Regions from separate parts of the Homo sapiens genome. Here region 1 is linked to region 2. The links are chromatin loops, found by intact Hi-C in ENCODE. Cell type or tissue: IMR-90. All regions are shown on one strand. Each heading gives the region's core, and the rest is flanking DNA. Links, peaks and the distances in the headings are about the cores only.

The links. Hi-C counts contacts between places; a loop is a spot of excess contacts. Peaks named below come from ENCODE experiments on the same cell type or tissue, not always from the same donor. Only the 100,000 strongest peaks of a DNase experiment are listed, where the experiment ranks them.
Region 1: a loop joins it to region 2, with 2.3 times the contacts of the local background. A loop is called at or near these places in 5 of 110 quality-filtered maps.

Annotation. Positions count from the first base shown.
Region 1 is chr5:73,766,357-73,776,828 of GRCh38, forward strand. It overlaps ARHGEF28 (Rho guanine nucleotide exchange factor 28), which reads left to right. Exons shown (of 36, transcript NM_001177693.2): 5 at 7,499-7,682; 6 at 10,160-10,340. Among named protein-coding and RNA genes, the nearest start is that of ARHGEF28, 150 kb to the left of the region's middle. In IMR-90, for the core only: no CTCF peak of the experiment used is centred there; a DNase peak (open chromatin) is centred at 4,325; H3K27ac peaks cover 764 bases.
Region 2 is chr5:73,715,909-73,726,380 of GRCh38, forward strand. All of the region lies in intron 2 of ARHGEF28 (Rho guanine nucleotide exchange factor 28), which reads left to right. Among named protein-coding and RNA genes, the nearest start is that of ARHGEF28, 95 kb to the left of the region's middle. In IMR-90, for the core only: no CTCF peak of the experiment used is centred there; a DNase peak (open chromatin) is centred at 6,533.

The DNA of each region.
Region 1 (10,472 bases), core at 1,074-9,073, 50 kb after region 2:
CTAAATGTTTAAGCTCTTTCCTGGTTTAGCAGTAAGTAATGTAGGTTAAAAATAACTTGTAAAACTCACAGAAAACTCTTTTTGTTGTTCTTTGGTAAAATCTTATACCTAATAGATCTTAATTAAGAGCTGACTGGGTAGGCTGTGTTATAAAAGGAAGATATAGGTTTGTATTTTGCTAACCACTTATTAATTTAAATTAGCAGATCCCAACTCTGGCTTTGCATTGGAATCACTTGAGAATATTTGGAAAAGTGTGATGACTTGGCCCTGCCCCAGAAGTTCTGATTTAATTTTTCTGGAGAGGGCCTTAAACATCAGTCTTATTAAAAAATAATAAAATAAGTTAAATAATTAACCAAGGTCTCCAGAACTCACAATCACTGCTAGAGGCAATGTAAGTTATTACCACCATTTTTGGAAAACACAGCAGCATTATCTAATACATTTAGAGAAACTAATATCTCATAGCAAATCTGTTCCATAGCAATTCCATTCCTACCTATAAACCCTAGCAAGAAAACATGCTGATATGGTTTGGCTGTGTCCCCACCCAAATCTCACCTTGAATTGTAACTCCCACAATTCCTACATGTCATGAGAGAAACTGGTGTGAGGTGATTGAATTATCGGGGTGGGTCTTTCCTGTACTATACTCATGATAGTGAATGAGTCTCATGAGATCTGATGGTTTTTAAAATAGGAGTTTCCCTGCACAAGCTCTCTCTCTTGCCGCCACCATGTAAGAAGTGCCTTTTGCCTTCTGCTGTGATTGTGAGGCCTCCCTAGCCACATGGAATTGTAAGTCCATTAAACCACTTTCTTTTGTAAATTGCCCAGTCTCAGGTATGTCTTTATCAGCAGCATGAAAATGGATTAATAGAGTAAATTGGTACCACTAGAGTGGGGTGCTGCTGAACAGATACCTGAAAATGTGGAAGCAACTTTGGAACTGGGTAACAGGCAGGGGTTGGAACAATTTGGAGGGCTCAGAAGAAGACAGGAAAATGTGCAAAAGTTTGGAACTTCCTAGAGACTTGTTGAATGGCTTTGCCCAAAATGATTATAGCAATATGGACAATAAATTCCAGGCTGAGGTAGTCTCTGATGGAAATGAGGAACTTGTTGAGAACTGGAGCGAAGGTTACGTTTTAGCAAAGAGACTGACAGCATTTTGCTCCTGTGCTAGAGATTCGTGGAATTTTGAACTTGAGAGCCATGATTTAGGGCATCTGGCGGAAGAAATTTCTAAGCAGCAAAGCCTTCAAGAAGTGACTTGGGTGCTGTTAAAGGCATTCAGTTTTATAAGGGAAGCAGAGCATAAAAGTTTGGAAAATTTTTGGCCTGACAATGCAATAGAAAAGAAAATCCCATTTTCTGAGGAGAAATTCAAGCTGGCTGCAGAAATTTGTATAAGTAATGAAGAACTGAATATTAATCCCCAAGACAATGGGGAAAATGTCTCCAGGGCATGTCAGAGGGCTTCATGGGAGCCCCTCCCATTATAGGCCCAGAGGCCTAGGAGGAAATGGTTTCATGGGCTGGGCCCAGGGTCCCCATGTTGTGCAGCCTAGGGACTTGGTGCTTGGCATCCCAGCTGCTCCAGCCGTAGCTGAAAGGAACCAACACAGAACTCGGGCCATGGCTTCTGAGGCTGCAAACCTCAAGCCTTGGCAGCCTCCACATGGTGTTGAACCTGCAAGTGCACAGAAGTCAAGAATTGAGGTTTGGGAACCTAGATTTCAAAGAATGTATGGAAATGCCTGTATGTCCATGGCAAAAGTTTGCTGCAGGGGTGGGGCTTTCATGGAGGACCTCTGCTAGGGTAGTGTGGATGGGAAATGTGAGGTGGGACCCCCCACACAGAGTTCCTACTGGGACACTGCCTAGTGGAGCTGTGAGAAGAGGGCCACAATCTTCCAGACCCCAGAATGGTAGATCCACTGACAGCTTGCGCTGTGTGCCTGGAAAAGCCACAGACACTCAATATCAGCCCATGAAAGCAGCTGGGAGGGAGGCTTTACCCTGCAAAGCCACAGGGGCAGAGCTGCCCAAGACCATGGGAAACCACCTCTTGCATCAGTGTGACCTGGATATGAGACATGGAGTCAAAGGAGATCATTTTTGGAGCTTTAAGATTTGACTGCTCCACTGAATTTCAGACTTGCGTAGGGCCTGTAGCCTCTTTGTTTTGGCCAATTTTTCCCATTTGGAGTGAGTGTATTTACCCAATGCCTGTAACCCCATTGTATCTAGGAAGTAACTAGCTTGCTTTTGATTTTACAGGCTCATAGGCAGAAGGGGCTTGCCTTGTCTCAGATGAGACTTTTGACTGTGGACTTTTGAGTTAATGCTGAAATGAGTTAAGACTTTGAGGGACCATTGGGAAGGCATGATTGGGTTTAAAATGTAATTTGGGAGGGGCCAGGGGAAGAATGATATGATTTGGCTGTGTCCTCACCCAAATCTCATCTTGAATTATAACTCCCACAATTCCCATGTATCATGGGAGGAACCTGGTAAGAGGTGATTGAATTATGGGGATGGGTCTTTCCTGCACTGTTCTCATGATAGTGAATGAGGCTCACGAGATCTGATAGTTTTCAAGATGGGAGTTTCCCTGCACAAGCTCCCTCTTGCCGCTGCCATGTAAGAAGTGCCTTTTGCCTTCCACCATGATTGTGAGGCCTCCCTAGCCATATGGAACTGTAAGTCCATTAAACCTCTTTCTTTTGTAAATTGCCCAGTCTCAGGTATGTCTTTATCAGCAGCATGAAAATGGACTAATACACACACAAATATCAGAAAAAATATTTTACCCTGTGTCTGTATGTGTATATATATATGTGTGTGTGTGAGAGAGAGAGGCAGAGGGAGACAGAGACAGAAAAACAGAGAGATACACTCATACCAATGGACCTCAGGAGTGCAAATACCCCTCCTCCTTTCCTAGTCACATTCTTCTCTTTTTCCTAACAGGTATTGTGCTGACTTTTATAGTAGCCATTTCCTTGCTTTTCTTTACAGTGTTACAACGTATGTATATATGCCTAAGTAATAATTTTAACTTTTACTCTTCTTGAACTTCATATTAATTGAAACATATCCTGTGTATTTTGTGACTTGATTTTTCCCTTTTGACATTATATTCATTACTTCCTTCTGTGTTAATCTGTAATTCATTTTGATTGTTAGAATATTGTTGTATGATTGCACTGCAATTTATTCCATTGATGAACATTAAGATTACTTTGAATTTTGACCATTTATATTTTTTGCATGGTTTCTTGCTAGGGTTTATAGGTAGGAATGGAATTGTTGTGGACTGGATTTGCGTTAGTTTCTCTGACTTTATTAGATAATGTTGCTGTGTTTTCCAAAGGGGTTGTAACAGTTTACATTTCCTCTAGCAGTGATTGTGAGTTCTGGAGACCTTGGTTAATTATTTAACCTATTTTATTATTTTTTAATAGACATTTTAAGAACAGGTTTAGGTTCATGGCAAAATTGAGTGGAAGATACAGATATTTCCCATATATTCCCTGCCCCTACACATGCACAGCCTCCCCTATTATCAATACGCCCCACAGAGTGGCACATTTGGTTATGATCGATTAGCCTACATTTGAGAGGTTAATTTATTCTTTAATCTTCCAAGCTAAGCCTTTGGCTAATTGAAAGGTATGGCCAGATCTTGTGTGGATATGGTAATGGTTCTAAATTGACCAGTAACAAAACCACTTTCCTTTAGTAACACTTAAACTGTCTGACCTTCCTTGCCCTTGTGCTTCAGATGCCTGGAAGCTTTGACCTGTGCTGTTTTTGCAGATAGTAACCATAGAGTTAGGACAGGATTGAATACTCTTAGGAACCTTGGATCTTTATTGTGACAGACTCATTTCATGGGCAAAGAAACTGATGCCCGGCAGAGTGAGAAGCACAAACTCCACACTCCCTTCCTATCTGGGGCAGTTGGACTCCTGTTATGCAGTAAGGAATGGCTTATTGAATGGCACAGCCTGTTCAGTTCCTTTTTGTGTCTTGGTTTTCATGCTCTCATGATGTTATAGGTCGTACCTTTTAATGTTTGCCATTACAGCAATTATTAGTAATTCTGCATTGGTTACATTAGTTCAAATAACTCCTGGCACCAACCAAACAGGAAGAGACATTTATTTAGTTTAAGAAATTATTTTAAACACTCCCACCTCTGCCAAATTGTATAACCTCTTTCCACAGTTTGTTTTGCTGGCTGCCGTTAAGAAATCTGAAACTCTATAACAGGCAGAATTATTTATATATGTCATGATGCTTCCTATTTCAAGCTGTTTGCCTCGCTCTGCACTCTGAACTTTCATACTGAATGAGAAAGCTCTCTCTTACAACATTTTGGTCAGTTTTTATTTGTTTTCTTTAAACATCAGAAGATTCTCTCTTCCCCTGCCTTACCTCCTCCCCGGGAAGTGGGTAGATTCTCAGAAAGAGAGGCAACAGTGAGCCATTCAGGCCTGCATGTTTACTGTTCTCTCTCATTGAACAAGATGTGAGGATGGAGCCAGAAGGAGAGAAGAGGGAGCTGGATTAGCAGAACAAGCTTGGAGAGCTCTCGTGGTAGAGGAAACAGATCTGCCCACACTCACACTGTTGGTCAGGTTGAATACAGTGAAATACACTCCAGGTTCAATGGTATTTAGGGCATTGCACCAGACATGGCAGAAAGTGTTACTTAAATTGATACCATGCTTTCCTTTACCAATGGTATAATTTGAAAAGGGAACACAAAAGGTTTAGATGTTCCCTTTTGATCATTTTTTTGGGAGGGGAAAGAAAATTACAATCCATACAACTATGGAATATTTCTCACTATATTCAGATTAGGAGATATGTCTTAGAAATTCCATCCGGGCTGGGTGCGGTGGCTCATGCCTGTAATCCCAGCACTTTGGGAGGCCAAGGCGAGTGGATCACCTGAGGTCAGGAGTTCAAGACCAGACTGGCATGGCCAACATGGTGAAAACCTGTGTCTACTAAAAATACAAAAATTAGCTGGGGGTGATGGCGCGCACCTGTAATCCTAGCTACTCAGGAGGCTGAGGCAGGAGAATCACTTGAAACTGGGAGGCAGAGGTTGCAGTGAGCCAAGATTGCACCACCGCACTCCAGCCTGGGCAACAGAGTGAGACTCCATCTCAAAAAAAAAAAAGGAGAGAAATTCCATCTTAGTATGCCTGGTTAATATCTCATGCTGACAGGTTTTCCTGTGTTGGGGAGTACACATGCACATATGTGTGCATATGTATATTTGTTACCTGATCTTAACAAGTCTATTCCTGGTTATTATTTAAAAAGGAAGAAAAATACAAATATTATCCAACATTTTAGATACCCTGCTGGGAATCTAAAAACAAAAACCTCACTTTTTATTCAAAGGAGTATAATGGTCAAAAGTTAAAGGATAAAATAGTCAAAGATAAGTTCTCTAATAGCTAACATAGTTTTTTAATTTTCATAAAGCTGAAGATATCAAGTATATTAAACAAATGTCTGGCAGGAGTGTATTGCCTTGTCTGTTTTTAGATATTTTGGTATTTTGAATGTTATTTTACTGAGGGGAAGTGTTCCATGTCACACAGATGATTGATAGAGTAAATATACTGGTAAGTTGGTGGCATTTCACTGTGATGAGTTCATTTACATATTTTAAGTATAATGCCTTACATTCATTGATCTAGCTATCTATATCTCTATAGATATAGATATATAAATAATTAAAAATGTAAACTAAGCCTTTTATTTGCATTCATTTATGGTGGAGTGTTTCCTTCTAATTGTTTCAAATTAGAGCTTTGTAGAAACCTGGCTTCCCAAGTATCATCATTACCACAGCCTGCAGGTAGGACAAAGCTGAGTTTATTGCCTACTATGGTATGGGAGAACACCACCTCCACAGGGCCTTAGAGGTGTCTTGAAGGGGGAGCTGTGAGGTGAGGTGAGAATTTATTGAGAACTTGAAGTTTGGCTTAATGAGGGTCTTTTTTTTGAGACAGGGCCTCACTTTGTGGCCCAGGTTGGCATGCAGTGGTGCAATCTCCACTCACTGCAACCTCTGCCTCCTGGGCTCAAGCGATCCTCCCACCTCAGCCTGCTGATTAGCTGGGACCACAGGCGAGTGCCACCATGCCTGTTTAATTTTTGTATTTTTTGTGGACAGTGGGTTTTACCACATTCACCAGGCTGGTCTTGAGCTCCTGGGCTCAAGTGATCCTCCCGCGTTGGCCTCCCAAAGTGCTGGGATTAAGGCATTAGCCACCACGCCTGGCCTTATAAGGGTTTTTAATGTTGGGGATGGTGGTGGGTGGGGCATGTTGGACAGGAAAGGAGCTTGATCAGGACTCGGGAAGGATCATAATGTAGTTAAGATTGCTTTTAGGGTTCAAACTGCCTTTTATTGGTTTCTACTGAACAGTTGGTTAGTCTTGTGGAAGGTTCCTATAATGAGCAATCATTCATTTGCCTGGGCAAGTGGCTCCTGGAATAGTAAAATTGTGCTAATGAAGATAATGGAATAGTAAGATAGCGTTAATATGGACAGGAAACTGTGGAGAAGTAGGTCATTTTGTTCTCAGTGTCCATTTTACAGTGAACAATTCAGTGTACAGACTATTCAAACTAAGTAATTTAAATACACACAAACCGTAGAGATTTTAACAGCCAATTGTCATTCAACTCCTCAAATGCTAAATGGCTTTCATTTGCCAGATACTGTGCTAGGTATTAGGAATAAAATACCTCAAGGACCCCTCCGCCTGGAAGATGACAACAGAGAGCGGCAAACACCACAGTGGAGCTGATGCACACGGACCGACCAAGGGCCCTCTGTGCAGGGGCCTTACAGGTCGAGCCTCCTGAGCAGAGCAACGGGGTGGCTTTGGCAATATTGACATAATCTCAGGGATTTAGTAGATGGGTAGAAGCACTGCTGTGAAGTTTGAGAATGACCCATATGAAGCCATTTCTCTTGCGGCTTCTTATCAGGGGAGGAGCGGCTCTGAGGACAAAGGGTGGAAACGGAAGTCCCTCTACAGTCTCAGCCTCTAAAAGCCTCCCTGCCTGAGCAGCAGGATCTCCTCAAGGAACTCTTTGCATATCAACAAGTGTCTGTTTCCAAAGGATGGTCCTTTCCTAGAACCTGCTTCCCTAGATGACTGCACTGCATGTCTAGTGAAAGATGACGTGAATGTGTAGTGCAATGGGTGGAAAGAACACTCTACCTGTGCTCAGCGGACCTGGCCCCAGCACCTACTGCCTACCTGGGCATTCACAAAAATCTTGAACTCTCCAAATTTGTAAAATGAGATACAGTGATTGGGTGCCATTGTTAATTTCTTCCAACTCTGACATTCTTATTATGTCTAAATACACTGTCCCTTTGATAAAATGTGTAAAACAAACTTTGTAAATGGAGGAACTAATATGGTATGTGTTTTTTCCTCTTCAGTATCTTCTCACAGAGAATCTCTTCTACACCTGGCTATGAGATGGGGCCTGGCTAAACTTTCCCAGTTCTTCTTGTGTCTCCCGGGGGGAGTCCAGGCCTTGGCTTTACCCAACGAAGAGGGTGCCACACCATTAGACTTAGCTTTACGTGAAGGACACTCCAAGCTGGTGGAAGACGTCACAAAGTGAGTTTAGCTACTTGATAGTCTCTCTCTTATTTGTATAAAGTCGGCCAAGCATTATAGAAAAATGGAAATAACCAAACCACAAGCTAATGTTGGTTTATGTTTTACTGTTAGCTCTCATGCATATATATAGATCATATAAACAGATATACTGGGATAATTGGTATTAATGTTTCATGAGGGTGAGATAGGAAAAAAGGTCTCAAAAGGCTCTGAAAGGAGTGATAATGAAAAAAAATTGGGGAAACACTAGCATTTAGATTTCAGCTTAAATGTCAACCCCTTCTGTGTTATTCTCTTTGATGATTATGATTAATTCAGAATGTTAAATAAGAGTAACATTATGACTAATTCACAATATTATAATTATATGTGTGGTCATTTGTTTCATATATATCTCTTAATCATTTGAGGTCTGGGACTATTTCTGTTTTACCCATTGCAATGCTCTAGTACAATGTCCAGCACATAATATTTGTTGAAAGGATATAAATCTTTTTTTGAATCAATGAATAACAGACAAATGCTATGGTATGATTTAGTCAATTTGGTGGTCATTATGGTCTAATGAAATAATGTAAAGGAAATAATTTGTAAACTATAATGTTCTCTGTGTTAATGAGGGTATCAACACTTCCAGTGAATAATGAGTGTATTGTTGGTTACTTAGAAAGGTTCAGGTCAGCCATTATTCTTAGCTTATGAAAGAAGGATTCATATATAGTGATTTTTTTGACTTAACGTGGTAAAAAACCAAAGTATAAATGGGAAAGTATGTTGAAAATTACAACATGCTACATAAATATTAACCATTGTTAGAGTAAATGCTACATAAATATTAAATATTATTAGAGTATTATTATGTGGCATGTTCAAATGGACTGGCTTTTCTTGTTTGGCTCATGGAACTCAATGTAATTAATTTATAGTTATGTAGTACATAAGTGGACATTAGAGTAGAAATCAGAGCTTTTGGTTTATTTTTGTTTCTCATTTGATCAAATGACCATCAGCCAAGGGGCAAGCCTATCTGGAGGGAATTGTCCTTTTCCTTGTTTTAACATGACCCCACTTCCTTGGCTAAAAAGGGCAAGGCAAGAACACTTCCTTTGACTCATTCATCGTGAACAATTCTGTGTTCTACTGAGGTCCTAGAGGCACACTTCATCTGTTGGTAGCTTTGTATCTTTTTACTGTGTCCAAGACGAGAAGATACGTGTTTTAAATGTTTCCAGGTCTAATAAATCCATTCATGGATGGGATTAGAAGTAGAGTGTAAGCTAAATTCTGGTGATATGATGATAGAGCTTCCATATTCTAAATTAACAACAGTGACCTTATTGCTCAGGTTCAGAGACCATTCATCTCAGTGGCTTGTTATTGGCATGGGGAGTTGTTTTCTGGAAACTTCTGGAGTCCTTGCCAGTAATGAGTGTCAAGAGTTTGGAGAGGTCCCCCAAGACTTAGAGTAAAACTGTTCTTTAAGGATCTCTTTTTGTCACTCCATCTGATGGAGATAACATTTCCTTCATTGGAAATATACTATATTTTTGTAAAGCAAACATTCATTAACAAAATTAGGTCATGTTAAAAGAGGAAAGGGGCATAGAGCTAGTTCTGTGAATTGAGGAATCTGGGAACAATCTGGTGGGATGTGACATGCTGAGGTATGCTGTAACCCAAGAACATTAATATTTCCCCTTGAGGTTTCTTTACTGTTACTATTACAGGACCTTATAAGCCATCCAGAATATTGCGATACTAACCATGAAGCCTGAATGTAATTTACAAATGTACAAATGTTCTCAGCCAAGATATAACAGAAAATAAGTGTATATTCAAGTCTTGAATATACATGACTCTCCAAAAAACACATAATTTGAATCAACACAACATTTAGGTTGGAAATGTCGTTCCTTTGTGTGTGAGTGTGTTCAGAAATACAACATGATCAAATTTGTGCATGTTTTAATTTGCATAAGAAAGAATTTACAACAGTGGTACCATGTGTTATGAATATCTCACTTATTTATGACATCCAAACCTCACCATGTTCCCTGGAGATCATATCTGTTTTCCACAGTAATCACCTAATAAACCACTGGCTGCCAGCTAATTTGTTCTACTACAGGTAGCCCCATTAAAGTGAGAGGCATCTTTTCAGATTAAAAGGAGAATGAAATGTTGAGGTAAAGTACTATGTTTAAAATTCAGTACTGTTTCATTCTTTATGTAAACCTTTAAAGTATGTAGTATATGTCAATGGTTTCCAATAGACTTCTTCTCTAGGTGGAAAAAGAAAGATGGCTTTATTAGTATCTGTTTTTATGATCTTATGTATTTATTGCACGTAGGTGACTTTCAAGGATCATTTTGCCAGTTGGATTTGTAAGATCAGGGGCAGTGATCCTAAGGGCTGGGATCCTGGGGCTGGTGTCTTTGAAGCTCTGTGTGGGTTTTGATTTGTGTTGTTTCAGTTTTCAGGGCAGATGGTCCCCAAGCTTCTCCCGAGTGCAGCTCAGTGAAGAAGCCTCCTTGCATTACATTCACTCATCGGAAACGCTGACCCTGACCCTGAACCACACAGCCGAGCATTTGTTGGAGGCAGATATTAAACTCTTCCGGAAATACTTTTGGGATAGAGCCTTTCTTGTCAAGGTTTGTACATAGTGATTCTAGCATGTGATAATGCATGCTTCAGAGAATGCAGGCATCAATTTCTTATTATGAGAACAGTGTTTTTTGGGGGTAGGACTTTTTTTAATGAAACCTTGGGGGACATGAAATTGG
Region 2 (10,472 bases), core at 1,580-9,579:
TGCTAATCGGAGTTCCATCTTCACGCACTTACACGGGTATCAGCTACTGTCGTTCAGTTCAGCAGTTGCTCAAAGATGAGGCGTTATCAGTTTAATTTGTTACAAAAGGAAGGGAGGATAATCTCTTCTGATTAAAACTATAGGTTTGTTTTGGAATGAAGACCAATGTAAATTTAATTTACTTGTCCTTAAGAAGTTAAAAACTATCCAGGGAAGACTAATTTTTTTTTTATGACAAGCTGTAATGCACCGGCACCTTTATTTCCTAAATTAATGTTGTCACCTAACCAGTCATGATTCTGTTAGCTGAGAATTATTGTTTTTTGTGTTTTGATAGCAAATCTTGAGAATCAGATCAAAATTCTGTGCAGTGTCCATGCCAGCATGAAGGGTTTGGAATGTTGAGGGCCTGTTTGGAGACATTCTATTCTTTTTATTCAGGATATTTGTTTCTATTAACAGTAGGTTTCTTCACCTGTTACATAGCCTGTTGTGGCCTGGATTTTGCTTATGTTTGTTTTGACTTGAGTCAATTCAGAGGAAGATAATGCTTATTGCTAGTGCAGCCAGTGTCCTATTTAGGGCAGTAGTGTCCCATCCAACTAGTGTTTGCAGGATGACTCTGTGGCCCTAGGAGCGTCCTCATTGTGGGGAGAGTCTGAGCACCTGAGCTCAGGCCACTGTGTGTTTCAGTTTGCTTTGTTGTGGATACACCACTTATGTCACACCTAGCCAGCCCCAGCTACCGCAGACTCTTAGTTACCTTCTTTAGACTTTTTCAGAATGCTTGTTTTTCAGCATTGTCCGTAGTAATATCAGTGCTCAATGATGAAGGCAATTTGAAGGATTATTTGATGGCTTGGAGAAAATGTCTGTTTCAGCTAAACAAATTTTATTTAAAAATATTTAGTTAAACTAAATACTAGGAAAAGAAACTCTGGATTCTAAGGATTTGTGACTATTATAAAGTTCATGTTTAGCATGTAAGTCTTGTTACTAAGAGATGCTCTATGCCTCCTGTGCTTGGAATTTCTACTGGTTTCCCAGTATAAAAAGGATACTGCTGCTTTTAGATGTGACTTTTTAATATCCTTGAAATGTATTCTTTATTTGAATCATTGTAATTGCTGACCTTAGACAATTTCTTGAGACAGAGGATCCAGAATGAATTTTTTAGAATCCTGAAAAATCCACCCAAACAAATCCTTAGGTAGCTCAGGTTAATTAACAGAATGCGACTCCATAATTCCACAGTGATAGTTTGTAGCTATGGTCAACTTTGTAAATGCAGGCCTGTTGCTACTCTAACAAAACAAATTATTTAGTATGCTGGCTTTGTTCCCATTGTAGACTCAAGCCTGAGGCCTATTTGCCCCCTCTTCCTCCTCTCCGTTCCTTATCTCCTGACTGTCTTCCTGGGAATCTGCTTATTAAATTGTTCATGTCAGTTGGATGGTTACCCTCCTTTATTTCTCTCGTCTTTAACCTTGTCTTCTTCACATTGTAGCCAATCTCCCTATTCTCTTCCCTGTAGCTGCCACCATCTAGTCCTTTCTGGGAAATCCCTTTATATAATATGAATATAATATTTGCGAAAACTGTAATGATTACAATAACTTAAGTTTCAGGCAGTATAGCCACACCACCAATAATAATAATGTAGAAAGTGGTTGTGTTTTTATTTGTTACTGAAAGTTCATCATTTGTTACTACTTTCATTTATTCAGTAAAAAGTTAAAAGTGCCAACTGCATGTCAGGTATTGCACTAGGTGCTGGAAATACAACAAGAAGAGAGCTCATAGATAAGGTAGAAGAAAGGTAAATCATGATGATAGTGTATAAGCCTTTGAAAGAGTGTCATGTGTAAGTTTATTATTGTATCAATCAGAGCAATAATGAACTGTTGCTGTTGGACATGGAAATGATGCTATTACACTGAAAATAGTATTTATCAATATGGAATTTGTCTTTTTTTGTGTGTGTGTGTGACAGAGTTTCACTCTGTCACCAGGCTGGAGTGTGCTGGCGCGATCATCTTAGCTCACTGCAATCTCTGCCTCCTGAGTTCAAGTGATTCTCCTGCCTCAGCCTCCCAAGTAGCTGGGATTATAGGCACGCACCACCATGCCCAGCTAATTCTGATTTTTAGTAGAGATGGGGTTTCACTATGTTGGCTGGTCTCGAATTCCTGACCTCAAGGGATCCACCCACCTTGGCCTCCCAAAGTGCTGAGATTACAGGCATGAGCCACCACACTGGGCCAAAATTTGTTTTTGGTATGTATACTAGTTAGCAGGATTATAGACCTCCCAAAGTTATACTCAGGTATGAAGAAGAATGTAGTTTCTTCAGGTCTTTCTGAGAGCCATTTGATCCTCCTGATCCCCTGTCTGCTGGGTAGCAGAAGATGACAAAATGACTCTGCTCTAGGGATGTTGTCTGATGCAATGATCTAAATAATTTGTTTAGGTCTTGCATGCTCATTTACTTAGATAAAATACTCAGCCTCCTAACTATTTGACTTCTTACTCTGCACCTTTCCAGGATGGTTTCCAAATGTATGGGGACAGGGGAGTGTTGGAGGTGAGGGATTCCTTGGCTTCATGCAGTCCTCAGTGACTCATTCATCTTTGAGTGTCTGCTTGCATCTGTGTCTGCAGGCATAGACGGTACGTTGGTCTCTTTCAGCCATGTCTGGGCCCAGATGTGTTCCTGAGCTGACCTTGACCCCACTTCCTCTTAGTTCTTGCTGATGCTGTTTGGACCCCTCCAAATCTCTGTCACATTCTCCATACAGCCCATGGCCTAGGATGTCACTCGTGTAATCACTCTACTCCTGAGGGACATCTTTCTTCTCACCAGGCTGAGCCTGTTGCCACTCAACTCACTACTATCTTCATCCTCCCTAGGGGTGCACAGGGACTTCTGGTCCCATCCACACCGCACTAGAACTGAAGCTGGCTAGGGAAAGCTAAACACTATCCTTCCCTCACCCAGCCTCTCGGCATTGCTGTGTTTACTGTGCTCTGTTCATCTCCTGGGCTGACGCAAGAACAGCCTCCCCAAATCACAGAGAGTCAGCTGCCACTCACTCAGAAGTGTGTCATAATTTATCTGACAACCATTTCCTTCTCTGGGGCCAAAACCCAGAAAAGGAGATCAAGACTCAGCTGTTTTGCCTCCTGCCTCTCCTTGTAATTCCCTGGTTCCAGAAGCCAGTCAATGTTGGGCTTTCCCCCTCTTTTCTTCTCCTATCCTAAGGCAGCCATCTTCATCCCTAGCATTAATAAGAAGCTTTGTCTTCCACAAAAGCGACCATGATCAACCCCATCTCTGCTAAAAAGACAAAAAATTAGCTGGGCATGGTGGCAGGCACCTGTAGTCTCAGCTACTTGGGAGGCTGAGGCAGGAGAATGGCGTGAACCCGGGAGGCGGAGCTTGCAGTGAGCCGAGATCACGCCGCTGCACTTCAGCCTAGGCGACAGAGGGAGACTCCGTCTCAGAAAAAAAAAAAAAAAAAGACACCATGATTTGAATTTTTCAAACTCTGTTCTTCATAAGGCCTGCATTTCCAGCCCATTGTCTTGTTGTAAAAATCATACTTGGGATTTCAGAAACTGACATTTCTCTTTTCCTTTCTGCAGCAACAGTGCTAAAATGTTTCCTCTCCTCACTTCCAGCCCCAAGAGCCCCAAGGCAGGTGGATGTTTCAGGCTGACAAAAGAAAGCTCCCATACACAAAATGAGAAAGAAAAAAAGATGCACATCATGATTTTTCAAATGTGTTATAGTAGATGTCAGTGATTCATAAATAATCACTTCTGTACAAGTTTGAAAATATGTGCATAGCACTGTAGTATGTAAATATGCGCAAGGTGAATGCTTGCCATTCCACAGCAGGTGTCTGTTCCTGGAGGCAAGCCCTCGGTTGTGCCACTATAATGGATTACTAGTGTAATCGAGGCAAGGCAGTTTACATTCTTACACTGGGGATTTTATCTCTAACTAATTACTGGATATGACTAGTTGCCAGGTGTCATTAAAGGAAAGCTGCTGAATACCATGCAATGAAGAAAAACTATAGGCTGAAGAATGAGCAGGCACAGATTCCAATATTAATTCTGCTTGTTGCCGCAGAGGCGAATAGTAAAAATAAAAAATGAGTTCCTATAAAATACAAATGAGTTAATGTATATTAAGGTGCTTTGAGTATGGCAATTTTCCTAAGGAGTATTAGTTATAAATATTTAAAACAACATAGACATGTATTTCCAGTTGTGCCATTTTAGATTGTAGAGATGAATAATCATTGTATTTTACAGATGAGAAGGGTCAAATTACCCCATGAATAGACATGACAGGTGGTCCCTGGAGGAAGTATGGTCTTTCTCTTTAAATGAATGAATGACAGAACCTTGGAAAACTAAGGGACAGTTGAAAAAGAAGAAAAAGGAAGGGAAAATGGTAGTTTGACGGGAGGGAAGTGTAGAATTTTGACAAAGGAGTAGTCATCAAAAATAGCAGGCAGAGAGAGGTCAGGAGAGATTGGACTCAGCCTCTAAGACCTCAGTGGAGGCTTTGATCCAGGGATTTCAGAGGTGAGATGTCAGCCAGAGTGTGGCGGGTTAGAAGGGAAATAGGGAAAATGCAAGAGGAGGAAGGGGAATGACGGGTGGGATGGTAAAATTCGACAAGTTGGAAGGAGGCTCACAGATGGTGTTTGAAAAGAGAAATGTCCTCCTCTGAGCCTTGAAGAAAGGCGTGAAGGAGAGTCATGGGCTGGATGGACCAGAGCTGTGCATCCAGGTCTTCTAGCCTTGTTTATTGTTCTTCCTGCTGACCGATTGCTCCTTACAAATGGCACATAAACATGTATGTCTCAAAGTTGACATCCAAACAACCCCACAACAACCTAAAGTGCCAGCTCTGAGAAAAATCAAAGAAACATATACTTAGTGATTTTGCTGACCACATTAGGATCTGAAGAACCTTTGGGAGAATCTGAAAGATCCATGCCTGTTCAAAATAACGGCTTATATAACATATTGCTTCTCAAATTTCTTCATAGCAAAAGAAGTTCAAGCTCATTCCATTCATCATTAGTTTTAAAATAGAGGTTAGAGAATTTTGTTATTTTAATTCTAACTAAAGTCTTTGTTTTGAGAATCTGAAGAACAGGAAATTCTTGAATCTGGACATCTCTTTCCTTCTCTCTCTCTTTTTCTTCTCCCTTTGGCCTGGAAGAGCAGGGGAAGCCACAGAGGCTGCTCTCCACCATGTATGAGGAAGGATGGGGGCCTGGGAATAGGCTGGGTTGCATTGTCCTGCCATGGTGTCTGTGGGGACTCTGTAGTATGAATTTCTACTTCAGGGCTTTGGGGACACCTATTAGCTTCTTTCTTCAACCTTCTCGCTTTTACCATCTTCTTGAGTCACTGCCTACATGAACCCTCTAGTGAAACCCTTGAGAAGTAAAGTAAAAGCATTACCTACTTAGATCCTGTTGAATGTGCAAATAGGGAAAAATCTGAAACCTCTATAGTGCCTGGGTTTGGGCTACTGGTCAGTGACTTCAGGTATATTTTCCCCCCAGAAGCTGCCTCTGCTGTGATCACTGTTGAAGCCTCTGTTTTAAATGAACCTGAAATTGGCTTATTAGGCTAGCTGAATTTTTTTTTTCAGAATCAGGGTCTCACTCTGTCCCCCAGGCTGGAGTGCAGTGGTGTGATCATAGCTCACTGCAGCCTGGACCTCCTGGGCTCAAGGGATCCTCCCACCTTGGCCTCCCAAGTAGCTGGAATTACAGGTATGAGCCACCATGCCCAGCCCTAAACTAGCTGTTTTTGATTGAGAATTGCCCTAGAGGTTTTATTTATTTGTAAAATTAATGGTATCCTTGATTTTTGATCACATAACTAATAGTTGTCAGGCCAGTGCCCTTTGCATGGGAACTATTTAGGAATCTTGTTACCATCTGTCGGTATTCCCTTTGTTAGAGATGCTCTTGGTATAAAGGGCTCAGCAGCAGTTTTGTCATGAGCTCAGTGTTGGCCCCACCCTAATCTAGAAATTTCTTTGCAGGTTTAGGCACACAATATCTAATGAGTATATCTGGGAGCCTGTCAATTATGATCTTTTGCTGCTATTCAGTGGTAATTGAAAAATAATTAAGCAGTAGCACACAGATATATCTGACACATGTGACTTAGAGATAGAAAAGCTTGCTGCTATGCTAAACTATTTAATAGGCTAAGCAAAAAGATTCGTCGTGAATATGTAACAATAGCTTTTCCGAAGGAAGGGAGGGAAAGATAATTAATATTCTTGAACATCCATGACATAGCAGACACTGTGCTAGCTGTTTCATCAACCTTTTATTTAATTCCCATTACTTACCCAGTGTGCTAAGTATGATTTCCTCTCTCTAAAACTCAGAGAAATTATAAATGCTGTGTCCAAAGCTGCACAGCTATTTACCAGATGTCCTGGGACTACCAGAGTGTAAGGACTCAATAAATGTTTGTGCTATGGATGAATGGAATGTGAATGAAATGGCCTGCAGCCCAGGCAAGTTTTCACATTACCATTTGTCTCTCATCTCACCATGTGTTTCAAAACATAAAACGCTTTGTTTATCTTTTAGGAAGACCCACTTTTCTTTGAATGGGACATGAAAATAATGGGTGTGGATATTCTTACTCCTATTTATTGTTGAACATTTGGTTCCTGATTTAAACTTCAAAGTACGACTCCTATGAGAGTTTAATCTCCAGAAAATCCCTGATGAGAAACAGGCAGATAGATATCTATTTTATGATAAATCCTTATTCATTCAGAATTTCAGAGGCAATGAAGATGAAAAAGGCAAATGCATACATATCTCTCTCTATCCATATATATTAACAAATAAGGCTAACCATGTTTTAAAGTAGCCATTTTTTGTGATCTGTTTTAATGAACAGATTAGTATAGTACTGTAGTTTTTTATGTTTTAATTTAGACCGTCATCTTGAGGCCTTAAAATAATTTAATATCTTAATTAGCCAAAGCATTCCCTTTCAAGAACATTAGCTTGCTAGCCATCCTTTCTTATGTAGTATGAAGATATATTTTAGTCCATATTCTAATTTAATAAAGTTTTACATTATTTTCAAAGTGTCTCTGAAAGAGATTAATGTAATTGTGGTTCAGTAATTATTCCTGTCCCTGTTCTAGGTTAGTCTCCTCTCTTATCTTCTCCATAGAAAATGGGTATCACTGTTTTCCATTTGAAGGAAAAGAATTTTTTTTTTTCCTTTGTGATGGAGTCTTGCTCTGTCGCCAGGCTGGAGTGCAGTGGCACAATCTTGGCTCGCTGCAACCTCTGCCTCCCGGGTTCAAGCAATGCTCCTGCCTCAGCCTCCTGAGTACTGGGACTACAGCTGCGTGCCACCACGCCCAGCTAATTTTTGTATTTTTAGTAGAGACGGGGTTTCACCATGTTGGCCAGGTTGGTCTCAATCTCTTGACCTCATGATCTACCCTCCTTGGCCTCCCAAAGTGTTGGGATTACAGGCGTGAGCCACCACACCCAGCCCCAAGAATGTTTTTTAAGAAAAACAATTTCTTGCTTTATGAAAATCAGTTTCACATCTTTGGTCTAATTATGTTGTTTTAATTTTCAACAAAGATCAGTTAAGGTTTATTTGTATGCTTTTCTAAATGAAGGGGGAAGAAAAGAACAAAACAAAAAAACCAGTTCCCCCATTAAGCTCAAGAGGAAGTTTCTTGTTCTCAAATCCATTTAAGAGGATAAGCCATTCAAAATCTCCTCTGTCACCTCTCAGACATATTTTTCTAATATCACAAAGGCGTGGAGGGCATTCTAAGCCCTAAATTGAGCAAAATGAATTGGCCTTGTGACTATTTATCCATGCATTAATTGGTCTAGGAATGGTTCTAGCATGAGCATGAAGAAAACTAGAAGTATTCAACTACACCTAAATCCACTCTCTGGAGTAGATTCTGGGGTTTGCATTTGGGGGCAGTTCCCAAAAGTATCAGGCCTCTGTCTCTGTTCCCTTTTCTCTCAAGCTCCTTGGAATCCCTGGGTGGTTGTCCAGTGGTCCACAGAGGTACCTGTGCCAGGGTCTGCGGGGGCATCCCAGGCAGGCCTGAGCATCCTGAACCTTATTTCATCCATGCACCTCTGTTAAAAATTCTCATTCCTCTATTAAAATGTTGTGGGAATTAGACCAAAGGTTGATGAAACAGCTAGCACAGTGTCTGATTTGTCATGGGTGTTCAAGCAAAATTCTCAAATCTCTGTTTAAAATTCTCTATTAAAAATTAAGAATTCTGTGCCTACTAGGTAATAATTACATAATCTTAAAAATCAACCTCTTTTTTCCCTTAGGAAATATAGATACATTTTTGAGAAAGAATTGCCCAGAATCTAAATATAATCTGGACATGAATAGAATTTCAGTTCTAAATGCATGATTCTTTTGAAAAAGGCAGATACTATATGCAGTGTGAACGTGCATATAGTAAAATCCCCCCCTTTTTAGTGTACAGTTCTGACTGTTGACAAATACACAGAGTACTGCAACCAAATATGGAACATTAACATCACCCCAAAATTCCCTGTGCTGCCCCTTTGTTGTAGCCAGTGCTTCCTCTAACCTCAATCCCTGTCAACTGCTGTTCTTTTCCCTATAGCTGTAAAAGATAACATTTCCAAGATGTCATATAATTGGAATCCTATGTTATGTAGCCATTCAAGTCTGGCTTTTACCATTCAGCTTAAGTCATTTGAGATTCATCCATTCGTTTCATGTTTTAAAACTTTGTTCCTTTGTATTTCTTAGTAGTATTACATTGTGTGGAGGTAACACAGCTTATTCACTGAAGGATATCTGAGATGATTCCAGTTTTTGGTGATTACAAATAGAGCTGCCATAACCATCCATACACAGATTTCATGTGAATATAAGTTTATACAACACCTAAATAAATACCTGGGAGTAGAATTTCTAGGTCGTATGGTAAGTTTATATTTATCAAAGGGAGATTGTTAAATGTATTTCAGATTTTATTTTTCTTCTAATTATAAAAGTGATGTATGTTTGTTGTAGAAAACTTAAAAAATATAGAAAAGTACCAAAAAGGTTAAAAAAAACCCTTAATTCCATATGTATTTCATTGTCATCTGGGTATGTGCATAATCTATTTACCAATTGTTTGGTGTCCTATTTTTTGTTTCACAAATATTTTCTGTGTCATTAAATATTAAATAACTTCTGATAATACCTAAGAAGTACATTTAATGATAGGAGTATCATAAACCATGGCAGACTGATAGAGGAGATATTTTTGTACAGAGGAACTTAGAATCTTTGTGGTTGTTTGAACACACCTTCTCATATTTGCGTAGTCCTCTATTATATGAATTCATTTAGGAACAGTTAAAACTAATATGGCCAATTGCCTTGTATAGATACGCCCTTTAGGTTTGAGGCTTATAGGTATGAATAGAATGTTGGTCCACTGGACGTTATTTTTTCCCTTGGATAAACTCAATACCTCTTAACTGTTATTTAAATGGTGACTGTAAGAACATTATTGTCCTTTACTTTCATAAAATAATTTATACTAATCTTCTTAAGTGAAATTAAGGTTAGGGACTATCATGTTAAATAACCAGCTAATCACTAAAAATCTTTTTTATTTTCTTTTTAATGCTGCATTAGTGGTTCAAGTGAGGTCTCTGTTTTGAGAGAATCAGTAAGTTGGCTGTTTTCGTTGGTATTTGGGAAAGCTAGGGATATGCTTGGGGTGTGGTGTAATTCATTCACATGCCTGATTTGTAAAGCCAGGTCTATCTTCCTGATTTTCTGAAGAATAGGCTCATGACATTTGACTGGACAATGAGGAAGAGTAGAAAAAGGGTCTGAGAAGAGTTTAAAGATTTGGCTACTATTTTGGATGTCTGGAAACTTTTTCTTTACCTAAGTATCAACCCTTTATTCTTTCAGGGCTCAACTGCAAGACATACATTTCTGAATTAAGAGAGCATTAACAATAAAATTCCTGTCAGGGTCAATTGTTAAACTAGCAGTCAAGGTGACTGACTTGGGCAGTATGTAACTTGTGCAGTTTCCCCCTGTGTTGAGTGGTTTTAATCTAAATTTTCCTATTAGCCTGAGTTTGGTTGCAAAGACCATATCCCTAAAAGTTTAAACCAGGGGAGAAAGTGTGTGTGCATATGTGTGCCTGTGTGTGCACAAATACCCCTCAGTGAAAAGCTCACTGCCAGCCCAGAACAGAGTAGGGTTCAGTCTTCAAAATGACAAGGAAGTCCTTTGGAACTTCTGGGCACTGCACTCCCTGTCTGCCAGGTATGACTAGCCAAACTGCAAACAAAATTCAAGTTACATAGATACCAGTTTGCTGTCTTGTTTACTGACATGTTTTATCTAAAACCAAGCTG